Regions from separate parts of the Homo sapiens genome. Here region 2 is linked to region 1. Evidence: read pairs that join two places in POLR2A ChIA-PET (ENCODE). Cell type or tissue: PC-3. All regions are shown on one strand. Links, peaks and the distances in the headings refer to the core of each region. The heading gives the core; the rest is flanking DNA. Region 1 overlaps FMN2 (formin 2). Region 2 overlaps FMN2 (formin 2).

Region 1 (5,393 bases), core at 138-5,137:
TCAAAGCTTGTCCAACTCGCTTTATTTTGTTGTTGTCATTCTGTTTTGTTTTGTTTCAGGCTTTTAGCAGCCTGAAGCCATGGTGTTTAGTTTCGTGTCTAGTGATAAGCAGAAAAGAGGGACGAGGACGGGGCTTTACTGGCCCAACCAGAAACAGAAACTAAGAACCCACGACTGTATTCTGTCCCTTGGACACCCCTGTAAGAAGTTCTGACAACTAGGAATAGACTGTGAGAAGCAAGGTGGAGTGTCAGAGACCTTTCAGAGTTAAGAGATGATAGTGGCTTGGACCTCAGTTAAGAGATGATAGTGGCTTGGACCTCAGTGTACACAGTGGAGCTGCTGAGAAGTGGTCAGATTCTGGAACTATTTTGAAGAATATGCCAGTAGAATTTGCCAGCGGGCTGGGTATGGACTGTGAGAGAAAACAAGAAATTGAGAGTGATCCCACAATTTTTGGCCTGGGCAATAGGAAGGGATTGCCATTAGCTGATAAGTGGAAGCAGCTTGGTAGAAAATGGGGCAATGAGAATTCTGTGGTTATGTTAGGTTTGAGTGGTCTGTTCCTTCATAATTGATATGCAGACACAGGGGTCTAGTAGTCTCAAGGCAGAAGGTGGAGAGTGAGGGTATGAGTGTTAGAAAGTCTAACAGTATGGGTTCAATTGGGACATAAACCACAGACTAATATAAGCAGAAGAGTTTATTATAATGAATGATTAACCTATGATGGAAGAGTACAAGAATATAGTGATAACTTTAACAGCACCCTAGGGATGAGTAAGCATACCCAAGTTCGGATAAGCTTGGAAGGGGGTCCCCTCTCTAAGACTGGGGTGCAGATTTCATTGGAGAAGGTGTGTTTGCAGCCCACTGGTTTGCCTGGGCCATAGCTGGTCACGTCTCTGGGCAAGCAAGAAAACACACTTCTGGGGGCAGGTGAACTCTAGCTAGTGGGCAGGCATGCAGGAGTTAGGATGCTACAGTGAACGTGAAGCCCAGAGTGTACAGTATCTATGTAGGGAGGGCCCAGGAAACAAACCTCAGGGCACAGGCAAGCCTTGGCTGGTGCAGGTGCACAGTGCGTGGTGTCTGCATTGGAGGCAAACTGGTCACTGAGTCTAGGTCAGGACTGCAAGGTTGCCAAAGGGCTCTGCACTCCGGGTATGCTGCTGGGGTGTGGCAGAGCACCCCCAGATGTCATTATACACCCACACCGCTGACCAATTGTGCTGCAGAAAAGGCAAACTGCATACCAGAGTCAGGAAGAGGACCCCCTTCCTCTAGCAGTGCCCCTCCATCACCTCCTACTGGCAAAGCATAACCTCATATTCACTGTAAAGGGGGACCGGGAGCTGCTGAGTCCAGTCCGTTATCTCGGATTCAGTTCTAGAAGGCAAACTGAGGGATGAGAGGCAGTAACTGGCACAGATGGTAGGGAGGGTTGAGGTTTTAGGAGGTATGGTCTCATCTGGCATGACAGTCACGTGTGTTTGTGACTTAATATGGTAGGTGTCATGCTCATATGAAAGTGTCTCTAGAAACAAAAAGTGACATGCACGGGCTTAGACTTGGCTTGAGTCCTCTTTGGAAATCTTTCCAACTTTATCATGTTGGTGTAATGGTAATTATTAACTTCAGGTCTGACACAGTGTTTGAAAGATAGCTGAATAGTCTTAATTTTGCCTTAATAGTTTAATAATAACATTTGAGGGTACATGTGAATTTTATCTAGAAAAAATAAACATATTTAAACTCAATTTTTAAATTAAATATATGGGTAATAATCTTATTTGGCATTCCACTTCTTATCCTTGAAGAAAAAAATATCGCTAACCTAAATCCTTTCCCATAAATACAACACACTTTCTTTTTGCCAGATGCTTAAATGTCATTGGTCTGTTTTAAAGTAATTCTATTTGATCTCTGTGAAACAGATGGAAGTATTTGTTATACAAACCTTATTTAGAATGTAATCTTTTTTTCTCTCCTGATTGCATATGTTTGGCAGTGAGCTTTCTCTTCTAGATGTGAATGAATCTTGGTTAGCCTCCAAATCTAAACACACCCTAATTTCAAAAACCACAATCCTGAGGACTCAATTCCTGTTTACTGAGGAATTAAAACCTAGAGAAACCACATAGTTACTAAATGCAGTACAACCTAGTGAGTTTTTAAAAACAAAAATCATTACAGTTTATTTAGGGTTATTGACTGTCATTAAGTTCAGAGAGTAAGATCTTTTCCTAAGCAGTATATAATATTTACAGTTGGTTAACTATATCTATTGCTTCTGAATCTTGAAATATACTCCTTATATGGCAAAGTGAGCTTGTGAGGTGGATAGGAAGCAGTAGACTGTGGTGTGGGGAATGAGGGAGCAGATGAGGAAAATTACTCATTTTTTTAAGTGTGTTGAATGACTAACTTCAATTCAAAAATGTGTCTGTTAAAATATTCATGTATAACTATCAGTTGCATTGTGTTTTTCTGAAAATCATTTTTTTCTTTCTTTCATATTTAAGAAACAAATAAACAAAAAATCTTAAGTATTCAACCAGACCAAAACCTGGACATGAATACTATTAGCAGTTCAACTGAAGAAAAATACATGAAAAAAGATAGGAAGGGAAAAAATTCAACACCCCCTTTGTCATTAAACAGTTCTAATCCAATTAGAAGGAAGAAAAAAAAGCAGGTAAAGTAGAAAGAATTAGAGATCTAAATTTACACTTCTCAGGATTGGATTTCACAGGCATACTTTATAGTTTTAGCAATCTTTGCTTAAAGATTACTAGGGTAGTAGTTGACATACCATAAACTTGAATCTGGAAGAAGGGTATCATGCATGCCACATGATACAGCATCCTCAAAAGTGTATACCATATTACATTAGTGAAAATGAATTGGATTAACTGTTCTGTGTTCCCATAACTTCCTAGAGGAATTTAATTGATTCATGTTTTAAGCAACATTTAATCATCAGTTTCTTCAAACAAAAATGAGAGGAGTATTGACTTTCCCCACATAGCTGTTTTAAAACCATACTCTCAAATTTCATTGTTTTATTGAGTTGGTTCATGGAATCCCTGCAAGTATGCTCATTTTCAACCATAAACGTGCTTAAGGTGAATTTCAGAATTAAAAAAAAAGAAAAGCTTTGGATCTTGAATCACTTACAGATTGACTCTATAAACTTAATAAAAAATCAGAAATTATATTTCTTTCTTGTTAATCTAAGGTGTGACACTGCCTGTCACATCATAAAATTATTGACTGATTTTTTGATAGTTATGCTTCTTTTGGATAAACCAACTATATTGCATAAATTCCTGGAAAATGAAAATTAAAAGATTAACACAGCTGCATTGGAAATATGTGGAAATAAATGATCCGGGATTGTTCTTATATGTCGTTCCTGTTATTTTACTTTATTTTATTAAGAGACAAGGTCTCGCTCTCTTGGCCAGGCTGGAGTGCAGTGGTGTGATCATAGCTCACTACAGCCTTGAACTGCTGAACTCAAGTGATCCTCTTGCCTCACCCTCTCAAATAGCTGGAACTACAGGCATGCATCACCATGCTGGCTTTCTCTTATTTTAATATGATATTTTTCTTTTATTAGTTGACATCCAAAAGGCTGACATTGTAGAGCAGAGAGCAGTTTCATGTTCACATTGTGGAATTTATGGCCATTTACTTTTTGTAGGCGGGTAGGTTCTCTGAGCACTTCTCCTTCACATTTGTTTTTAGTTTTGCATGGTCCGTCCACTTTACCATCTTGTAGCCCTCTGCTCTCCAGCCACCCACCCCCTTTTAGTTTCTCAAAACCATGCAGATCCTACCACTAGAACAGCACTGACAAAAGGTGTTCCTTCAGGCAGGAGATTTCCACTTACCATCTCCTTCTAGTAAAAGTCTCCTGAATCTTCAGTTGTCATTCTTTTCTTCCTTAGGAATTCTTTGTATCAAATCCTTCCATTTCAGGCTCATACAGCAACATGCACCTTGTCTTTAGAATGCTTGTAAACCTAGACATTGTACGCATATTCACTTTTCTTTACTCCCATTCTCTCTGATCTGATGAAAGTTCTGTTGTTTTTCCTTAGTATTGTATCTCCTTGGCACATAGTAAGCACTACAAAAAACATTTACCAGATGAATGCAAATAATTGTTTATGGCAGTTAGAACGCTACCCTTGACAAGTTCTCTTAAATAGAATTTCTTTTAAAATACCAGGGCTTTGATCATGATTTTAATGATGGCATTGTTTCTTGGAAGAAAGAGTAATTCTGTGATCAGATGTTCCACAAAGTACATTTGATTATCAGTGTTTACTTTTACATTTGAAATAAAGACTATTGCTTTCTTGGTCATTGTAACAGAAAGCAGAGTAACAATGTATTATAGAATCTGTTAGCCCAAGGAAAATGCACTTCTCGAACTGATCAGATCGCTGCCCTACACACTTTACCTCCACACTTATCAATTTGCACATCAAGATTAGTGTTTTCCTTATATGTCAATGCAAAAGACTTAAGAGATTATTTTTAGAACTCCCCAGCACTTCTTCCTGTTCCTGACCTTTTCCTTCTCCTTACCCACCCATGCATCTTGTTCTGAAGTACAAGGCTCAATACAGAAATTAATCCCTTGGAATTTGCTATGTCACTTCCTATTGCAACATTTGCTTTTTAGATGACCAGTTACCACTTACCCTTTCTTTTGGGAGGTCTTTACTAAGTGAGCTGTCTACAAAACGATGAGTCGTCCTGGATGGGTGTTGTTAGAGCAGGCCATTAGTTCTCCATTCTACCCATCCGATGCTTCCTTTTTCTCCCATCCAAGTGGGAACCACTGATGCTTCCTTTTTCTAACAAATATGCATAACGCCCTTTTCACTATTCTGAAAAGAAATGTATGGATAATAAATCTATATACATAACTTAAGTCACCTAATGTCTGACACTTAATATAAAGTAGTGCAGTAATGTATAATATTATATGATGTATTTAAGTATGTGAATGCTTATGTGTGATTGAACCAGAAGATATAAGGAAGTACATATTTGTTAAGGTATTTATAATCACCTTGAATACAATATCTAACAATGGTTTTATCACCATTAATGAGATTTTCCAAAATAGTCAACAGTAAATTTGAAGTAGAGTTTTTCTTAGATACTGCAGCATGGTTTTATTCCTGGACAGCTCTGTGTACCTTAAAATATGATATAAGATATTTAATTAATATTAAAATAATGTATATAAAATAGTGTATACTGCCCGGGCACGGTGGCTCATACCTGTAATCCCAGCACTTTGGGAGGCTGAGGCAGGTGGATCACTTGAGGTCAGGAGTTCGAAACCAGCCTGGCCAACCTGGTGAAAC
Region 2 (5,393 bases), core at 297-5,296, 52 kb before region 1:
TTAGGAGCCCTGGAAGAGAAGTTACTACAAGGGTGTGATCAACATGTCAATACTATAGGGAGGTCGAATGATAGATGGATTGAAACATGCCTATTGCATTGAGAAACCAGAAGATGATAGAAAACCTTGATAAAAGCATTTTCATCAAGCAGCATGATTCAGCCCGGATTGCACTGACTTGTGGTTACAAACTGGTTTTCAGGACAGAGTATACACCTTCTGCTTCTCTGATATTAAATTCCTACTTTTTAAGCTCTTAAGAGGACAATGCTATGGATAGAAATACTTTGCTGTACTAATAGGCCCATATTCTAGTTTTAACCTCATCTTTCTAGGTGGAATTTAGAAAAATGTTTAGTTAACATTTAGAATCAAAATGTATATGTTGCTTTTTCTTTTGCAAAAGCAGCGCCTTTTGGGAGATATCGTGCCTTACCAAGAGGCTTTCAGAAATGATCAGGGCAGGGCCAGGCAGCAGTGGTTTATGCCTGTTATTTCAACACTTTGGGAGGCCGAGGTGGGTGGATCACCTGAGGTCAGGAGTTCGAGACCTTCCTGGCCAACATGGTGAAACTCGGTCTCCACTAAAAATACAAAAAAAAAAAAAAAAAATAGCTGGGCATGGTGGCATGCACCTGTAATCCCAGCTACTCAGGAGGCTGAGTCACGAGACTCACTTGAACTCAGGAGGCGGAGGCTGCAGTGAGCCGAGATCGTGCCACTGCACTCCTTCCTGGGTGACAGAGTGAGACTCCATCTCAAAACAAACAAACAAACAACGACAACAAAAAAGATCAGAGTGGTTTTCGTGGTTGGTCCTTCTGAAAGTGTTATGTTTTATTCCTCACCCCCATCCGTGCTGGGGCACCCAGAGTGCTATTATTGCTATTAAGAATATTGTTTTACTCTGTGACTTTGTGTAACAGTTGGGTATGATTATTTTATTACTATCCTGATTGACCCAACTTAAACCATAAGGGAAGACAGGGTACAAAGATGCAATAGCTGTTAGAGCAGCTGTCACTTCTGGTAATTTGACTATAACCACTTTCTTTCCTTTTCCTCCAGTGTTTTTCTAAGCAGATTTAAAACAAAACACTGGGAGTAAATAGAAAATGCTGCCCCTCACACGATCAGGCCTGGGATAAGTTTCATAAGCAGAATTTCCTGGTGATGCTGTTGTCTGGAAAACATGGTCAAAAAATATCTATCTGTTCTGTAACAGCCTTCCCACCTCTGTTTTAGGAACCCTTCGCATGGGATCGTGTGCCCTGATTCTTTAAGACTTGCTGGAAATCCAGACTTGAGATTGTGCTGATGCAGCCCTTTTAATTTGATGCTTGTATCCCTCTGTTAATTAGTAGGAAAGTTCTCCCCAAAATGTGGGTCAAATGCAGAATGAGAGGAACTTCCAGTAAAATAGTGAGCTTTCTATGTGACCCAAGTGAAAGCACTTTTTTAAAAAAATTTTTCATGACACAACCAAACTAATCTAGCAGATTCTCTATGTGTGTACTTTTATTTTGCGCTTCACTTGCTGACGTGTTTGAAGTTTCAGTGTGTCAAGGCTCCACATTGAAAGAAAAAAGAACACTTCAAATCTCAGGCTGCAAATGATCATATGTGTAATTGTGATTTTACAGAGACCAGACTAATTTCCTAGACCATTAGAAATTTTACTTGTTGACAGATCAGGCTCTCAAAAGACTGGTTAAAAAACATGTCTTTGAGGCTGATGGTGAATAATGGGGGAAAATGGTGGATTTTGAAGATTTATGATATAAAACCCAAAAGCTCTCTTCAAACATTAAAAAAAACACTGTTTTGAATACTTTAGGTAATGACGTGAGATCTTTTCTCTGAATTTGTTCTTCATTTAGGATTTTTTAAAATGCTAGTAAGCATATTGGAGTTCAAATTAACATTTTCCCCTTTTACTTTCTTTCTCGAGCAGGTTGTCAAGTTATTAAGCAACAAAAGATCACAAGCAGTTGGAATACTAATGTCTAGCCTTCATTTAGATATGAAAGACATACAACATGGTAAGTGTCAAAATGAAAATTTAGCTTCTGAATATTAAAATTTGGGCTGAGGGATATGATGTTTGTTGGTAATGTTATTTCAAACTTAGAGTTTCTGTGTAAACCGAGGTTAGTATATATCCCGTAAGTGTGATCAAGCTATCTCCCATGATTGTTTCTGGAAGGATTACTATTAATTTGCCTGTGGTGTTATTTATATACCTTACTAACAGTCTAATTATCATGTGACATTATTATCTTAGTTCAGGCTACTATAACCAAGTACCCCAGACTGGTGGGTGATAAATAAGAGAAATTTATTTCTCACAGTTCTAGGAGGCTGAAAGTTCGAGATCAGGGTGCCAGCATATTCGGTTCTGGTGAGGGCCGTCTTTCAGGTTGCAGACTGCCATCTTCTCCATGTATCCTCAATTGGCAGAAAGAAGGAAAGAGAGCTCTCTTGTGTCTGTTTTATAAGGGGACTGATCCCACGCACGAGAATTCTACCCTTGTGACCTAATGACCACGCGACCTAGTGACCACCACCTAGGATCCTGTCTCCTTGTACCTTCACATGGGAGTGAGGTTTGCAACATATGAACAGAAATATTTTCTGTTTGGAATTAGAGTGGTTCTTAACATTTTATAAATGGCTTTAGTGTCAATATTTTAATACTTGGATTCTACTGTACAATTGACGGCCATTCTTATGCCATATCCTCCTATGATATTTATGCTGAGAGATACTGCCCAAAGGTGAATAGAGTAATGAAGTGTAAATTCAGAGTGTCCCTTAAGCTGACTAGAACCTAAGAATAGATTTAAAGCAGATTGAATTATCCAATGGAATGCCAGTTTACCTATTAAAGAAATATGGTTTCAAGAATAACACAGACCTTATAATCACAAAAGCATTTAACTGGCTTTCTAGCTTACCCCTTTATGAATGTGGATTCTATTTGTTGGGCTTAAAATCTTGTGTGGGATAATTCATAAATAGCACAAGCTTGGTATGCCCTGTCAATTGATGAGTAACTCTTAATCACAATTTAAGTTTTTATTAAATTGTTTTGATGGGGAGGAGACTTCCTCAAGCTGAAACATTTGGGGTAATAGTCATAGAAGAGAAAGCCAAGGCTGGCGCCAGGCAGTACTTGGTGTTTCTAAAGCTGGCAGATGTAGCCCAGTTAAGTCATAGGATGAAATCTGAAAATAATGATATGGTTCTTTCCTTCAGTCAAATATTCAACTCGGGTTGAGTTGATAATGAGAACCTTATGAACAAGAGTCCGCCTGACATCTGTGTCTGTGGTAAAGCCAGTGAGAGTTCATTGAAAATTTGCTTGCTTTAACATGCAACGCTAGCAATAACATGGCATGAAAGGCAGTAGTTGAAGGGTCATACAGAATCATGCAGAAACTTTATCCCATTAGGATGTGAAGTGATTGCTTTAGTCCCTTTGAAACCCTGTACACTTTTTTTTTTTTTTTTTTAATATGGTGGCCTTCCAAGTCTAAAGCAGCAAGAGGTTGTGCCCTCCTGCAGGTAAAGTCCTATTCTGCCTTGGTGTATTGTCTGCAAACAGGATTTACATGTGTGAATCGCTTGTGTCCTCTAGAGCAAACTTGACTTCTCTCAGGATATGCCTCCACTGAGAAGTCCACAGAAGCATAAACATCATTGATTTTGGATATAGAAGTGGCCACAGAATTTATCTAGACCTCCAGCGTCATTTTTAAAAAATACTTTTTATTTCCATAGGTTTTTGGGGAACAGGTGGTATTTGGTTACATGAGTAAGTTCTTTAGTGGTGATCTGAGATTTTGGTGCACACATCACCCAAGCAGTATACACTGAACCCAATTTGTAGTCTTTTATTCCTCACCCCCTCCCACCCTTCCACCAAGTCCCCAAAGTCCATTGTATCACTTTTTATGCCTTTGCATCCTCATAGCTTAGCTCTCACTTATGAATGTGAGAACATACAATGTTTGGTTTTCCATTCCTGAGTTACTTCACTTAGAATAATAGTCCCCAGTTCCATCTAGGTTGCTGTGAATGCCATTAATTCGTTCCTTTTTATAGCTGAGTATTATTTCATCATATGGAATATGCCACAATTCTTTATCTACTCGTTGATTGATGGGCATTTAGGCTGGTTCCATATTTTTGCAATTGTGAATTGTGCTGCTATAAACATGCACGTACAAGTATCTTTTTCGTACAATGGCTTCTTTTCCTCTGGGTAGATATCCAGTAGTGGGATTGCTGGATCCAATGGCAGTTCTACTTTTAGTTATTTAAGGAATCTCCACACTGTTTTCCATAGTGGTTGTACTGGTTTACATTCCCACCAGCAGTGTAGAAATGTTCCCGTTTCACTGCATCCATGCCAACATCTATTATTTTTTTATTTTTTTTTAATGTGGCCATTCTTGCAGGAGTAAGGTGGTATCACATTGTGGTTTTGATTTGCATTTCCCTGATCATTAGTGATGCTGAGCATTTTTTCATGTTTGTTGGCCATTTGTATATCTTCTTTTGAGAATTGTCTATTTATATCCTTAGCCCACTTTTTGATGGAATTGTTTGTTTTCTTCTTGCTAATTTGTTTGTGTTCCTTGTAGATTCTGGATATTGGTCCTCTGTCAGATGTATAGATTGTGAAGACTTTCTCCCACTCTGTGGGTTGTCTGTTTACTCTGCTGACTATTCCTTTTGACACGCGGAAGCTCTTTAGTTTAATTAAGTCCCAGCTATTTATCTTTGTTTTCGTAGCATTTGCTTTGGGTTCTTGGTCATGAAGTCTTTGCTTAAGCCAATGTCTAGAAGGGTTTTCCCAAAGTTATCTTCTAGAATTTTTATAGTTTCAGGTCTTAGGTTTAAGTCCTTGACCCATCTTGAATTGATTTTTGTATAATGTGAGAGATGAGGATCCAGTTTCATTCTCCTACAGTGTCTTGCCAATTATCCCAGCAGCATTTGTTGAATAAAGTGTCCCTTCCTCACTTTATGTTTTTGTTTGCTTTGTCAAAGATCAGTTGGCTGTAAGTATTTCACTTTATTTCTGGGTTGTCTGTTCTGTTTCATTGTTCTGTGTGTCTATTTTTATACCAGTACCATGCTGTTTTGGTGACTATGGCCTTATAGTATAGTTTGAAGTCAGATAATGTGATGCTTCCAGATCTGTTCTTTTTGCTTAGTCTTTCTTTGGCTATGTGGCATTTTTATCGATAGGCAAAATAAGACCTGTGAGTGGTCCAGTTACCCTCTCAGTATCACGCAGCTCATTAATGAAATGGATTGAACTTGCACTCAGGCCCCTTCATTAACCAGTACTTTTTTTTTTTTCATTCAGACATGCTGCTTCT

The links. Peaks named below come from ENCODE experiments on the same cell type or tissue, not always from the same donor. Only the 100,000 strongest peaks of a DNase experiment are listed, where the experiment ranks them.
Region 2: POLR2A ChIA-PET joins it to region 1 with 7 read pairs; 1 of 35 experiments calls an interaction of 5 or more read pairs at or near these places.

Annotation. Positions count from the first base shown.
Region 1 is chr1:240,308,401-240,313,793 of GRCh38, forward strand. All of the region lies in intron 8 of FMN2 (formin 2), which reads left to right. Among named protein-coding and RNA genes, the nearest start is that of FMN2, 220 kb to the left of the region's middle. In PC-3, for the core only: no CTCF peak of the experiment used is centred there; DNase peaks (open chromatin) are centred at 2,081 and 4,701; H3K27ac peaks cover 2,338 bases.
Region 2 is chr1:240,255,991-240,261,383 of GRCh38, forward strand. FMN2 (formin 2) reads left to right here. Exons shown (of 18, transcript NM_020066.5): 7 at 1,955-2,042. Among named protein-coding and RNA genes, the nearest start is that of FMN2, 170 kb to the left of the region's middle. RefSeq lists an enhancer at 1,783-2,982. In PC-3, for the core only: no CTCF peak of the experiment used is centred there; a DNase peak (open chromatin) is centred at 3,121; H3K27ac peaks cover 1,056 bases.